Regions from separate parts of the Homo sapiens genome. Here region 2 is linked to region 1. Evidence: chromatin loops called from intact Hi-C (ENCODE). Cell type or tissue: Calu3. All regions are shown on one strand. Links, peaks and the distances in the headings refer to the core of each region. The heading gives the core; the rest is flanking DNA.

Region 1 (6,347 bases), core at 2,342-4,841:
TATGGAAGACTCATCCCTCCTGTGAAATTTCAGCCCAGTGTGCATAGAAGACAAAATTACAGGCCCCAAACTTGAATATACACTCATCCTGGCTTGCTTATCTTCCTTGGATGCAAGCCAAGTTGATTAATAATTTTTAAGTAAAAAAGAAAACAATTTTAATTTGATAAAAAGAATACAAAAAAACAGCACAAACAAGAAAAATAGCCAATCTCAACCCAGAAGGGGAAGCTCCAGGGACAAAGCAACTGGGAAAGTGAACAAAAGGCTGGGGTGCTGACCTTAACTTGCCTGTGTAAGGGGCCTGCTCCTCAGCTGTGCCTCATTATTCACAAAAACACAACAGAACAGACAGAAACTACAGCTCGAGAAAATGATATCCTTTAAAACTATCCTACAGCTTTCTGTAACAAAATGATGAAGAAAATGCATTTACTTGACTTTCTAAATTATAGGAAGAATATGTTTTTCCAAATAAATTTGTTATATCATCTTTCTCCCAACAGTTTGAGGCACTGGAATAGCTAAAGTGGTTCACTTTCTGTTGCCCAGTAGTGATAGACATAACAGTGCTTTCACCTCCTACCTCTCCAGAGAGTGCAAGACAAAGGGACTGTGAGTAATATTATCCCAATTAGCAAAGACAGAGGGCAGTCTGCAGAGTAAGGTTCCTGGTTTATATTTATTTCACCTTAGGACTCCAGAGGGAATGGTCCATCTTTAAAGTGTGCCTTTGGCTGAGATACCAGGGACAAGGAGGTGGGAAGGCTGTCTGATTAGGAGTCCAGAAGATCCTACCTATCAGATGCATGGCCCTCAGAAGGACAGAGAAGGGAAAGGCTACAAAGCAATCTGGTTCTAGATTTTGTATATGACCTAATCCCTAGTCTCCAGAGTACAGGCCTTCACTGCCAAAAACAAAAGTAAAAATCTCCACCACCTGTCTCCTAAACAAGATAAAATTTATTACTTTTAACTGAATAGACACACACGAATGGGTGTCAGCTGTGACAGGCCCCAGGGGTAGTGGTCTTGACAGGTAGATGGAGCCTCCCTTCCTCTGACTTCTTGCCATTGGCACACAGTCGCCGACCGCCTATTCTTGCCCCATTCCTCACCCTGGGATTTACAGGGGCTGGTGTTGTGATAATGAGGACACAGACAAAACTATAGGCCAGGACCCAGGAACTACACAGGTTTCTGAGTTTGGGGAGGCACTTTCATGGCTTATGAAACACTGGAAGGCTGCCGCTCTAGAGGACACCAGCACCCCATTTCACTGCTCAAAGCACGTACTGGAATCAAATCGCCCCTACGATTTCTGGCAAAAAGAAGGTGGGGCACTTCCCTGTTGGCTGGACTTCAGAAAGCAGGAAAATCAGGGTTGGCCTGCCTGGGTAACATTGTTCCATAGCAGAAAGTGATGTGTTGCTGTGGCTATTTTTTTTTTTTTTCCTTTAGCTGAGACATTTTCCCAGTATCTCTTTAGATAGAAAGTCAGTACCTTTTCCCTGGGTACATAGATCAACTTATGCAACTCAAGGGCAAGACAAACAAGCCATTATGATCTATCAGAATGAAAACAGTGTTTGTGTGTGTGTAAGAGAGAGCGAAAGAGAGTTGACATCATTATGGGAGAAGGATTTTTGTTTTTTGCATCGGTAAACTGGTCCCCTGAAAGTAGCAAAAGCTGTGTAGCTTTTTCTGTCATAAGCTGTATTTTATTATGCTTCATTAATAATGCAAATCTCCTTCGTTCAATTTTCTTAATTTCTTGCAGGATAAGAAATAGGGTGAAATAAAGATATCCTGTAGATCAGTGGATCTCAACCTTGGCTGCACATCAGAATCACCTGGAAGCTTTTAAAAATCCCCTAATCAGGCTACATCCCAGATTAATTAAATCCGAAGCTCTGGAGTGTGGGATGGAGGCATCAGTAGCCAATAAAGCTTGCCAGGTGACTCCTGGCAAGTCCAACATGTAGCCAAGATGTAGAACCACTGCCTCAGGCACCTGAAGTCCTCTGTTTTGTGTGTCACTCTGAACCCAAGAAATATGACTTTAAAACAAAAGGAAGAACGCACAAGCTCTTCTGTATTCACCTTAATATATTTCACTAACAAAATTTATTCAGCACATTTTAAAACAAAAACAAAGCTTTTAATATGTAATATATCAGTACATATTTTCCAAATTAAGTTCACAATTCACATAGAATAATTAACAACAATGTCAACTGTGATATGAATAAGAAGTTTCTTAATTTATCTCCAACTAAATACTGTTTTTACTTATCTTTTGCTTTGTTTAATATTACTGTTTTTCTCCTGCACATCTAATCTGTGAATAGAAAAAAGCCATTCCTTTATTCTTAAGTGACATCCATAATATTTGAGTTTGTTTCAGTGTTTCACATTCCTTTTTTAAATTAAAAAAAAAAGCAGTAGATATGGTAAGTATAAATGAAGTTGCAAATTAAATACCCCCAAAATAGCATTTTTCCATTCAAATGGACAACAATTTTGAAAGGTTAATAGCTTTCAAAGTTGGTGAGATTAGGAATTTGGGATTCTTAAATACTGTAGATGGGATTATAAATTTCCACAACCTTTTGAGAACCTAGTCTGTCAGAAATATGCAACCTTTTGAATTCTGATGCTAGCCAAGAGAAATAAAAGCACCAATACACAGAGATACATGTGAAAGAATATTGATTGCAACACTGTGTGTAATTGGGAAAACCGAAAGCAAACTGAACATTCATCAGAGGAAAAGAAATGACCAGTTTTACTTGCTCATGACTGAAATTGTTACAATAAGCATGTATTATCCTATAATTCAAATAACAATATACCTTTTTAAAAGCAAGGGAGAAAACCAGGAAGATAGCTATTAAATAAGATATTTTTCTCTTTGTTCCTTACTTGGCTGGCTCAAGCAAGTTCCAACATGGATTTCTGCACATCCAAAATCTCATGCGGAGATTAGTTTCTTCTTGTTTTCGTTGTACTCCCCATACACACACACACTCATTTCCCATAAATCATCAAAAGGATAGCTTTTCTTTCAATGCACATAATCTTGTTAATTGGGTACGTCTTATTTCTAATCAATTTGCAGAGAAGGTTTCAGAACACGAGTAGAAGACTATCAACTCTCACTGCTGATAAGGAGGGAGGAAAACCATTTAAGGTGCAAGGAATTTCAAGCCGTTGTTAGGAACAACAGGAATGCAGGGATCTAAAATTGCATACCAGGTAACAATCGGCGGCTCTGTTCAAATCAGAAATGGGACACAGAGAATCAAATTAGTATATTTGAATTCCATTCTAAATATTTTCCTTCTTGCTTAGTTAAATGTTATTTTTCAGGGTATATATGTAGCTGCAACATGTATTATCCTCAATGACACATCATTTGCTGGGATTCATTTGAGACGTAAGTGGGACCAGCAAATGGTTGCTGTTCTGTTTCTGTAGACTGACTAGAACAAGGCTAGAGAGGAAACAGAGACTGGCATTCATTCAGTGCCATTTGCAATGTGGAATGACTCATGCTTGCCTGGCCCCTGGTGAGTCATCAGCTGAACTCCAGGTCCAGGGAGGCCACAGCATTTCCATGGGGCGTTCTAATTCAGGTCATGCTGAGGTCAGCAGACTGCCAAAAATCACACGCTCCTTCCCTGGCCACCTCTTAAAAATATCCTGGGAATGTCTGTCTAGAAGGATTAAGGTCACTCTAATGCCTCATTAAAAAAAAACAACTTCATTTACCTTAAAAGATGAACTGTCTGGTAACAGACATAGATGAGGAGTGAAGACACTAAGCTCACATGCTGATTATTAGATTTCTAAAAAGGAAGCGTAATATCCTACCAATTCCATTTGGGGAAAGGCAGAAACTCATTCCCACACTAGACTCAGTTTAAGCAAGCCACCCTTGTCTCTGATTGGCCCCTTTTTTCCCCCTTAAGAAACAGGAATGCTGATTCTCAATCTTTCAAAATACTGAAGTTACCATGTCCTGGCTATGGGGACTGTGAGGTCACTGAGAGCAGACCCATTGCAAGCAGCACAGCACTGCAATTATGCCATCCAAGACAGACAGACATTTGTCTGTTTTCTGAGGTTTCCAGGGAAAGAGTTTGCGGACACTCTTAGCAATGTTTCTAGATCACAGAACGTTGCCTGTATTGGCTGGAGAGTTGGCTAGTGCAGTTGAATCTCATTCTTCTGTTTTCCCAGGAGATAATGGAACATAGCTGGCTATTATATAGGACAAAAATAATTGCTGAATTGGTATCATAACCAATTCAAGTGTAAACAAGATCAATCAACTTATTATTTTGTGAATCCAATAATCCCACACAATTATTTAATAATTTTTTTCCTGATTTGTTTTCTTATTTGAGACTGTGCTTATAATGTATTCAACATTGACTCGGTCAAGACCATTAAGACAAAGCATAAATTTTGCTTACTTTTAAGTAAACATGTAGAATTTATTATTGTTATTGTTATAATTATATTTATTGTTATGTAGCCCAAATAGTTGAATCATGATGATATATGATGGTATAAATTTTAAGGTGGTCAGGTCATTATCTTCAGGTTTCTGTCTCTTCTACTTTACTAGGTAGTTCTTCCTCGATGGTCTAGATTAACCCTGAGTAACAATTCTCTCCCACTGCTTCCAAAAAAATTGCTGGAAGAAAGTTTACGTGGAACAAAGATGTTCCTGATTTGAAAACAATTAGTATATCTGTCAGTGTCTCATCAAGAAGCAAATAGCATACTCAAAGAGGGTGATTAAAGAGGTTTTAGTGAAAAGATGTATTAAAGATGTGGGTAGTGTCTTGGGGGAAAGAGAGTCTGAGATGAAATTTTCTTGTAGAAAGTCTCTTGGGGAGTGCCCATGGTATTAACACTTGTGAAGGTGGGGGAAACAAAATTGAGCAGAAGTAGAAGCTGAACCTCGTTGCAATCACAACAAAGATGTGAGGCTATCCCACAGGGAGCTCTGAAGCTGGCATGGCCCTTGAAAATTATTCCTTTTTAGACAAAAGGCCAAGCCTTTGTATTCATCCCCAGATAGGCCAGTCACTGGATGCTTGCTGACCCTGGAAACATGGGCCGAAGTGGCTCTTCACTGAGGGCAACTTTCTTCACAGCTGGAGGAATAAGAGCCTCCGTGCTGGAGTGGGTTCTGACACACCACACCATCCTCACAGGCAAGATGGGGCAGCTTCTCAGAGTCAGCAGCAATGATCCATGGCCACCTTGAAGCCTGAAGAGGTGAGGAGTGGAGCTGAAATGTGATGATGTCTGTGGTTGGTGGAAGAGGGCCACTCTACTGCAGCCGATATTTGGTGGAGGAGCACAGCCACTACCAGCCAGTGCCCAGGCAGGGAGGAAATGGAGGCAACAAATACCACAACTCTCTCTTCTCACCCTCCAGTTCCCTGCCAGAGTTCCCCACTGGCCAATTACAAAAGAAAGCCAGGGACAAAGAGGCCAGCCTTTAGATTACAGCCCCCTGGAACACAGAGCAGGACAGAAAAGAGAGTGGATCTGAAGAAGCTAAGATATTCAGCACATTCAGACTCTTAGCTGAAAATCCAGTTGTCAAAAGTTGGCCATTACATTTATATTCATTTAAGAGCAAAGTAATTTTACTTTCCCAGCTTTCTTTAACTTAAGACACATAGGAAATGTGGAGTCCTAATTAGGAAAAAGGAATCAAGTGGGTGGGAGCAGGAAAAAGCAGAGAGAAAGCAGATAAGCTACAAGTCTGCCTTTCTCCATGGTCCAGGACACATAGCCCTCCCATGCAAATAACTCACAGTCTTCCTGCTCCCAGCTATCACCATACCTTAGGCTGATAAAAAAATATATATATGTATGTCTGCTCACTGCAGCCTTGGCGTTATCAGTACTGCACAAAGCCCTCATCAGCACACAGCATAAGCACCATTTTATAAAATCCCCAGCAAGCCTTTGTCTCCGTGCAGTCAGCTCTTCTCTTGCTGATTGGCCCATTGCACCCTTGTAATGTATTTTCATACTTTTCCTAATAAACCTGCCTTTCTTTACCTATAACTGTCTTAGTAAATCCTACTTACCACTGACACCACTGGCCCCAGATAGCCGCTACCTGCGACAGAAGCTTTCTTCAAGTACTGTCTACTGACCAAGCAGATGGGTTAAAATTGTGTGAACTTGCTTGTATTTTTTCTGATGAGGGAAAAGATATGTGAAAAATAACCCCAACATGGATTTACTTTTCCTAGTTTAAATCTCAAAAATTGAGTCTAAAGTATCAATTATTTACCATCATAAAATTATTA
Region 2 (6,347 bases), core at 2,008-4,507, 260 kb after region 1:
ATAGCGCATGGCTGCACCCTCAAAGTTGCCTTATGATCCAAAATGGCTGCAGCAACTCCAACCATTATGTCTGCTTTCCAGGAGAAATAGGGAGAAGGAGTTAAGGAATAGAAAAAGTCTGGATTAGCTGATGTCCTCCCCTTTACAGCACTTTCCCAGAACCTTACCCAACAACTGTATACATTTTATTAATTAGAACTACATCACATGACCACTTCTAGCAGCAAAGGAAGCTGGGACATATGGCCTCATTACTGAGCATACAGCCATCAGAATGAAATCAGGGTCTGTACTAAATGAAAAGGGGATATGGATATTGGTTAGGCAACAAGCAGTCTCTGGCCATAGAAGGAAACTAAATTTCATTGAGCATCAACTCCCCGCCAGACACTTCACATAGATTTTCTCATTTGACCCTTGTAGCAATCAAGAAAGATTTAAATGTTGTTACTACATTTATACAGAAAGAAATGGGATCGAAGAGAATAAGCAACACCATTCTTCATACAGGGAAACAGATTTAAAACAGATCTAACTTCAAAACTTGAACTCTATCCATAACATCATTCAGCCTCCAAAGTTTCCTCTAAGGAAAAGTATTTTGTAAAAGTTCAAGCATCATGTGCCACGTATACCTTTAAGACTTCTGTTGTATTAATACTTGAAATTATGTCTCAGTTACTTCCCTGGAGAAAGCAACGAACTCGCTTCAATTATTTTGTAAAAATAGAAATAAAACTGCGTATCATTTCAGTTGGTAGAAGAGGAACAGTCACTGAACATATATATATCCTGGTTACTGATGTGTCCACGTTTTGAAAGCATTTCCTGGCCTTCCTCTCCAACAGTCAGGATAAACAGTCAGTAAAGGTCATTCTGCAGAAGGCCGACTGTCACCCTGAGTAATATCTATCCCTCGTGTTTCAACCCCTTTTCCTGCAGCCACAGATTGTTTATATTAAAAAGAGAAGATGATCTTTATGTTTTCTCTCTTCTTGACTCATTTTGAAAGGAGGTATGGCAGAGAACATAGAGGAATTGCATCCAAATCCTATAGCTACATTTGCATCCTGGGTCCATTCCAGAAATCTGAGTGTTAAGAGAGTGAGGAGGTGCAAAGCAAGGAAGGAAACAGAAATGCTTGAACCCCCATAAACAGGCTCTTCAGCATTGTGTTTATTCTCCTTCCTCCAGTTCATTTTCCTGCCCTAAGGAGAAGACAATCCTGATTTGCAAAAACTAGGAATAAATTGTTGTCTTTGCACTTTTTTTCTACAATGTGACCCTCGGTGCATATAGACACACACCTGGATTATAACAGGCCTTGCTTTGCAGGGCCCTTTGAATGGCAGATACAGAGGCTGAGCATTCAGGCACCCAACATATTATGACTTCTACGGCCTTTTCAAGTGACCCAGAATACTTGCTCCCCCCAGCCCCCACCAGCAACATTTCTTTTGGAAGACCAAGTCATTTATGCCACTTCCAAGATACCACAAATTACCTATGAGTATTCTTTCCTGAGAGCTGGTTTTGATTTGATAGAAAAGAGAAAATGGAAACAGCACAATGGGGACAACACAAGGGTGGGAAAAGACAGCCTGGTGGCTTCAAGATGAACTTTCTTACCTTACAAGTTTTTCTAATGGATTAATGTAGCAAAAAAAAATTTATACACTTCACACAGCTTCTCTGAAGGGAAGAGACTTTTGATGGCTTAAGAAAATGGCACAAAAAAGACTGGGGGAGATGAGGTATTTTCAAAGTACAGAATGCATAAGGGTGGTGGGGGGTAAAGGTGGCAGATGAGACATGAGAGAATAGGCATCTGACAATTGAGAAGAAGAAACTTTTGGGAGTCAAGAGGGAGAATCGAAAGGAGGCCTAAGGCTCCCCATCCACCTGCTACACAGCATCTCCTAGACCTGGCACTAAATCACAGCTTTTCCAAAGGGTGAATTTGTACTAGGGGCTACCTGGACTTCTAGCAGTGAGATGAGGGCAAAATTTAACACAAGGAAATACAGGAGGGAGTCATTTCAGGTCGGTAACATAGAGGAAATAGATTGGTTGGACTCGTTCCACCTACATTGGAGGCTCATCAGTGGGGTTTGTGTGTTTTCTACAGCAGGTGAGAGCCAGCCCTGAAAGATGATGGGAAGTCAGAGTGGAAAGACCTAACAATAGTGTTCTACAAATGTATCAAAGCTACAAAGGAACAGTATTCTCAATGTACCTTTGATATATTTCAGTGCTGTCCTAAGACCCAGGTAAGAGGGGTCCTGCCTTAGATACCCAACTGTGCCTATGACCAGTTTATATCAGTCAAGGAGCCTGCACAGCCAAGGTGAATCACATCCCCCTTTGATACCACTCTCTGGGTCCTGAAGACTCTGGAGTTTCTTGCCCAAACATCCCAAGCCTGCTTCCAGGTCTTATGTGGGCTTCCTCCCAGATGTGACCTCTTAAGAATAAACTGCACAGCTGGTGTATGCCACTTAACCCCAAGAGGCAGCTGTTTGGAGGAGGAGTGGATAGAACTGGAATGTGGGCACACAAGGCCCATTCAGGTATTGATTGGAGTTGATTCCAAGAAGGGAAATGAATGGGTCAGGTCGGAGATGCATTCTCCCACACTACACCATTGTAGTACTCCATAGAGATTTTGAGAAGTCACAATTTTAATCAGACTTTCCAGTTTATTACTAAGATATGTTTATAGTTTATTTAACATCTTTCAGCCTGACTTACAAATTTCAATATTTAGACATAGGGTACATAGGCTTCCATTTGAACTCTTTCCCTAGACCTCTCAAATTTGAAGATGGGTCCACTGTGTTTCACTAAAATCTCTCCACTCCACGATGAGGAGATCACTAGACCCAAAGGCAGGATATAGAGGGTTCTGTCTAGGTTCTGTCACTAGCAATCAGTGTGCCTGGCGGTGCCATGTGAACTCCCTCGCTTCAGAGTCCCCTTAAGGCTATTGGGCTAGAAGTTTCAGTAAGTTCCTCAGTGAACAAGGAAATCTAGGGCATAATTCACCAACAGGGAAATGGAGCAAGGAAGGGTTTTTCCAACTTTAAGGTACAACCAGAATGAATGCAGAAATAATTCCAATATCCTGCTTTTGTGCTGTACCTTTTCCATTGAGAGAACTGTTTTGAACCAAGGTCTGAATCATAAGAAGGAAATACTCCCACAGACCTACAGCTATGGAAATTCTTGCACTCCTCGACCCACATGATCACATTTTTCTGTGATTAGTACAAGGTTTCTCAGATAGGTGTTGTTTGCATTATAGAAATGCTTCCAAAATCAATAAGAAGTATTATACCTTATCTCTCTCCAGATGGGAAAAACAATAAAGAATGTTGTAAACCGTGCCTGGGAGGCTGAGAAGTGCATACATTCATGTCAAATACAAAGTGACCACAGCCCAGGACATAGCATTCATCAGACCTCACTGTAGAAGCCAGTTCTTTCAGAGGAACCAGCCCAGAGAAACCACATTACAGAAAGATAAGACTAAGAAATGATTTTGTTTTCCTTGCCACATGTTCTACTCCAAATAGGAAAGAACATCAGAGAGCTAAGATCCCATTAAAATTTATGGGAGTCTATGGTTTCCATGGGAGAACAAGCTTGATTTTATTTGAGTTATACTATAAATCTCTCATCTTTAAGTTGGAAGAAGTGCATAGAACAGAATATGGCAGAGAAGCCACAGCCCAAAGTGTAGACATAAATTATATCAAATGAGGACAAAAGGTAACTACTTGGGTGGCACAACATGTAGGGTGGTGTTATAGTCCGTAGAAATCGAAGACACTTAACTCATTGCAATAGGCATGGTCCAGACTATAATGATGGCATTAGGAATAGAAGGATGAAATGTAATGCGAGAGGGGAAAAGTCAGTGTTGTATTTGGGAAAAGAAAAAGGATGAAAAAATAATTATAAACAATGACCTTGAGTAAGTGGAAGAATGATGCCACCAACAGAAATGAAGAAGTCTGAGAGGGACCAGGAGAAATCCATTTAGACATAAGTTTGAGGTGGCAACTGGGCATCAAAGTGGAGCTGTCGGGTAGACATCTGCAAATTTGAGGCTGAAGCTGAGAAAAGAGAACATAGTTTGAGCTGTGGATTGGGAGTCATTCAAAATTTATGTCAGAGATGAAGCCACAAAAGCAACGATATGCTAAAAGGAAAAAGTTAGTAGAGCCTAAAGAACTATGGGTTAAGAACACTGTTATGGAGTGGAAACAATAAAATGGAGCCAGAAGAAACAAAAAAAAAAGAGAACGAGAGAGAAAAAATGGTACCTGGAGAGCTAGGAAGAAGAAGAGAACCAGATCAGGACAGTTATGGAGAAGAAAATTTCAAGAACAAGAGTGCAGCCAGATTTAGGTTAAGGAGAAAGAAACCTGAGAAAGTATATGGGCATCATTTAGAGGGAAAGTCAGAGCTAATACCAGGATGACACATTGAGAATAAGAGAAGAGAAATTATCAATAGCAAGCATGCACTACTCTTTTGAGAAGTTTGGCACGTCTCAAAAAAAAAGGAATAACAGCAAGGGATAAGCAGCAGGGGTTACATGAGTATGATTTTAAGGAGAAGGGAACACCAACCAAGTACCTAGCATACAGAGGTGGTGGGTCACTGAGGCCATTCTTACTCCAGGAATACCTGAATGAATGGGTTACACCACAGTCACTGGGCAAGTGCCAAATGACCCCCATCGTAGTCCAATCCTGCTTCTCTGCTGTCAGAGCTGATTAGACTTGAGTGTCTGGAATGTGCCTGGATTTTCTCAGAGAAAGGAGCAATAGAAACACAAGACATTGTGATAAGCCACACATGCATATGAAACAAAAGTTGGCCAGAGCGATTCCAAAGGTAAAGGTTGATCTTTATGGGAAATGACTCAAATGTCCCCATGGACCTATTAAAATAGGGATTTCACAGACTTGAGTACAATAGGCTATCAATATGGATTTGAGACACAGGAAATTTAATTGTGACCGCAGCTCTGCCATTTTCTTTGGGTGACTCAGGACAAGCTCCTCAACTTCTGAGTTCTAATTTTCTTAACAGAAAAAATAAATAATACCTCCCTGACCTATCATACAGTGTGTTGGGAGATAAAGATACTTTAGAAATTACAGAGGTCTCCACAAATGGGTATTTTGCTTCTTTTGTGGTACTATTGAAACAAATAAAATTGTATCGTTAATGGTTTCATAAACTTGAAACATATGTTGTAAGCCTTCTGTATCATCAAAAAGTTCCATCAAAGTTGTGTTAAAGTCTACCATCTGAAACCTTTAAGGTGGGTCGGGGGGAAGGATTTACCTAAAAGCAAGCTGATGGGTTGTGAGTCTCTCTACCCTTAAGACTGGTGATGCAAAGTTTTTTTGTAAGTATTTCTCTCAAAGTCTTACTTTCAGGGGCTTCCGTGAAAGTAAAGGAAATCAGAGTTCTTCTTACTGATTAGGGACTTTAAAATGTTTTAGGTTTTGTTTCAAACTATTGGAAAAAGTGATTTTTCATTTCATATTTTTTGTGGCTAGTGAATTGACCATCAGGGGACTAATTCAATTCAGCTGTTGTGTTTTATGCGTTCATTTGAATTTCCCAACTGAATTATAGCTGCTTAATTCAGGTTTTTTCCATTTAAATGTTGGTCTTATAATACATTTCCATACAAAACAATCTGGTCTCTTTATGGGAGCATTTTGGTGGCCAAACATAGAAAAATAAAAAGTTTTTAAGTTCAAAGAATTGGTAGTTTTTGTTTCTACAAAAGAGAAAGAGAAAGATGGAGAAATTAGATAGGGTTCAGGTAGGACTAAATACCTAGATGTGAAGACTAAAAGTATGAACTGATTCTTAAAATTTTAAGTAGAGAATAGTTAAGATTGAAAAGAAATAATGAGTTTTCTTCAAATATAAGGAGGGCCTCATTTCTAATAGAATATCAGTGATATTTCTATTCAGTTAAGGACCAAATATATGTCTCAGTGCTTTGGCAATGTCAAGAACAGAGAAGGTTTTCAATGAATATATGCCAAATGAGAGCATTTTTTAAGTGCCCTAAATTAAACCATAAGGAACTGAAGTTATATATGAAGAATAATTCCCTGAATGGAATGGCAAAGCTACCACAGGGTGGCGTGAATCTCTGGGACATACTACGGTGTCCAGGTACCTCACTGGGCAGTTAAGTATTAGGCTGTATTCTTAACTCCTTAAGAATGGTTTGCTTGCAGTTCTTCCTAAAGATAAAACATTTCTAGACAACCTTCCCAGACCATTCATTTCTGGGATTCCATAAAGAA

What was found. A loop is a pair of places that touch in the nucleus more often than their neighbours do. Peaks named below come from ENCODE experiments on the same cell type or tissue, not always from the same donor. Only the 100,000 strongest peaks of a DNase experiment are listed, where the experiment ranks them.
Region 2: a loop joins it to region 1, with 3 times the contacts of the local background. A loop is called at or near these places in 2 of 110 quality-filtered maps.

The regions. Positions count from the first base shown.
Region 1 is chr5:57,690,493-57,696,839 of GRCh38, reverse strand. No RefSeq gene overlaps it. Among named protein-coding and RNA genes, the nearest start is that of LNCBRM, 120 kb to the right of the region's middle. RefSeq lists enhancers at 3,404-3,698, 3,018-4,217. In Calu3, for the core only: no CTCF peak of the experiment used is centred there; a DNase peak (open chromatin) is centred at 3,569.
Region 2 is chr5:57,432,903-57,439,249 of GRCh38, reverse strand. The region is part of intron 1 of RMEL3 (enriched in melanoma 3); the gene reads right to left. Among named protein-coding and RNA genes, the nearest start is that of RMEL3, 41 kb to the right of the region's middle. In Calu3, for the core only: no CTCF peak of the experiment used is centred there; DNase peaks (open chromatin) are centred at 2,969 and 3,249.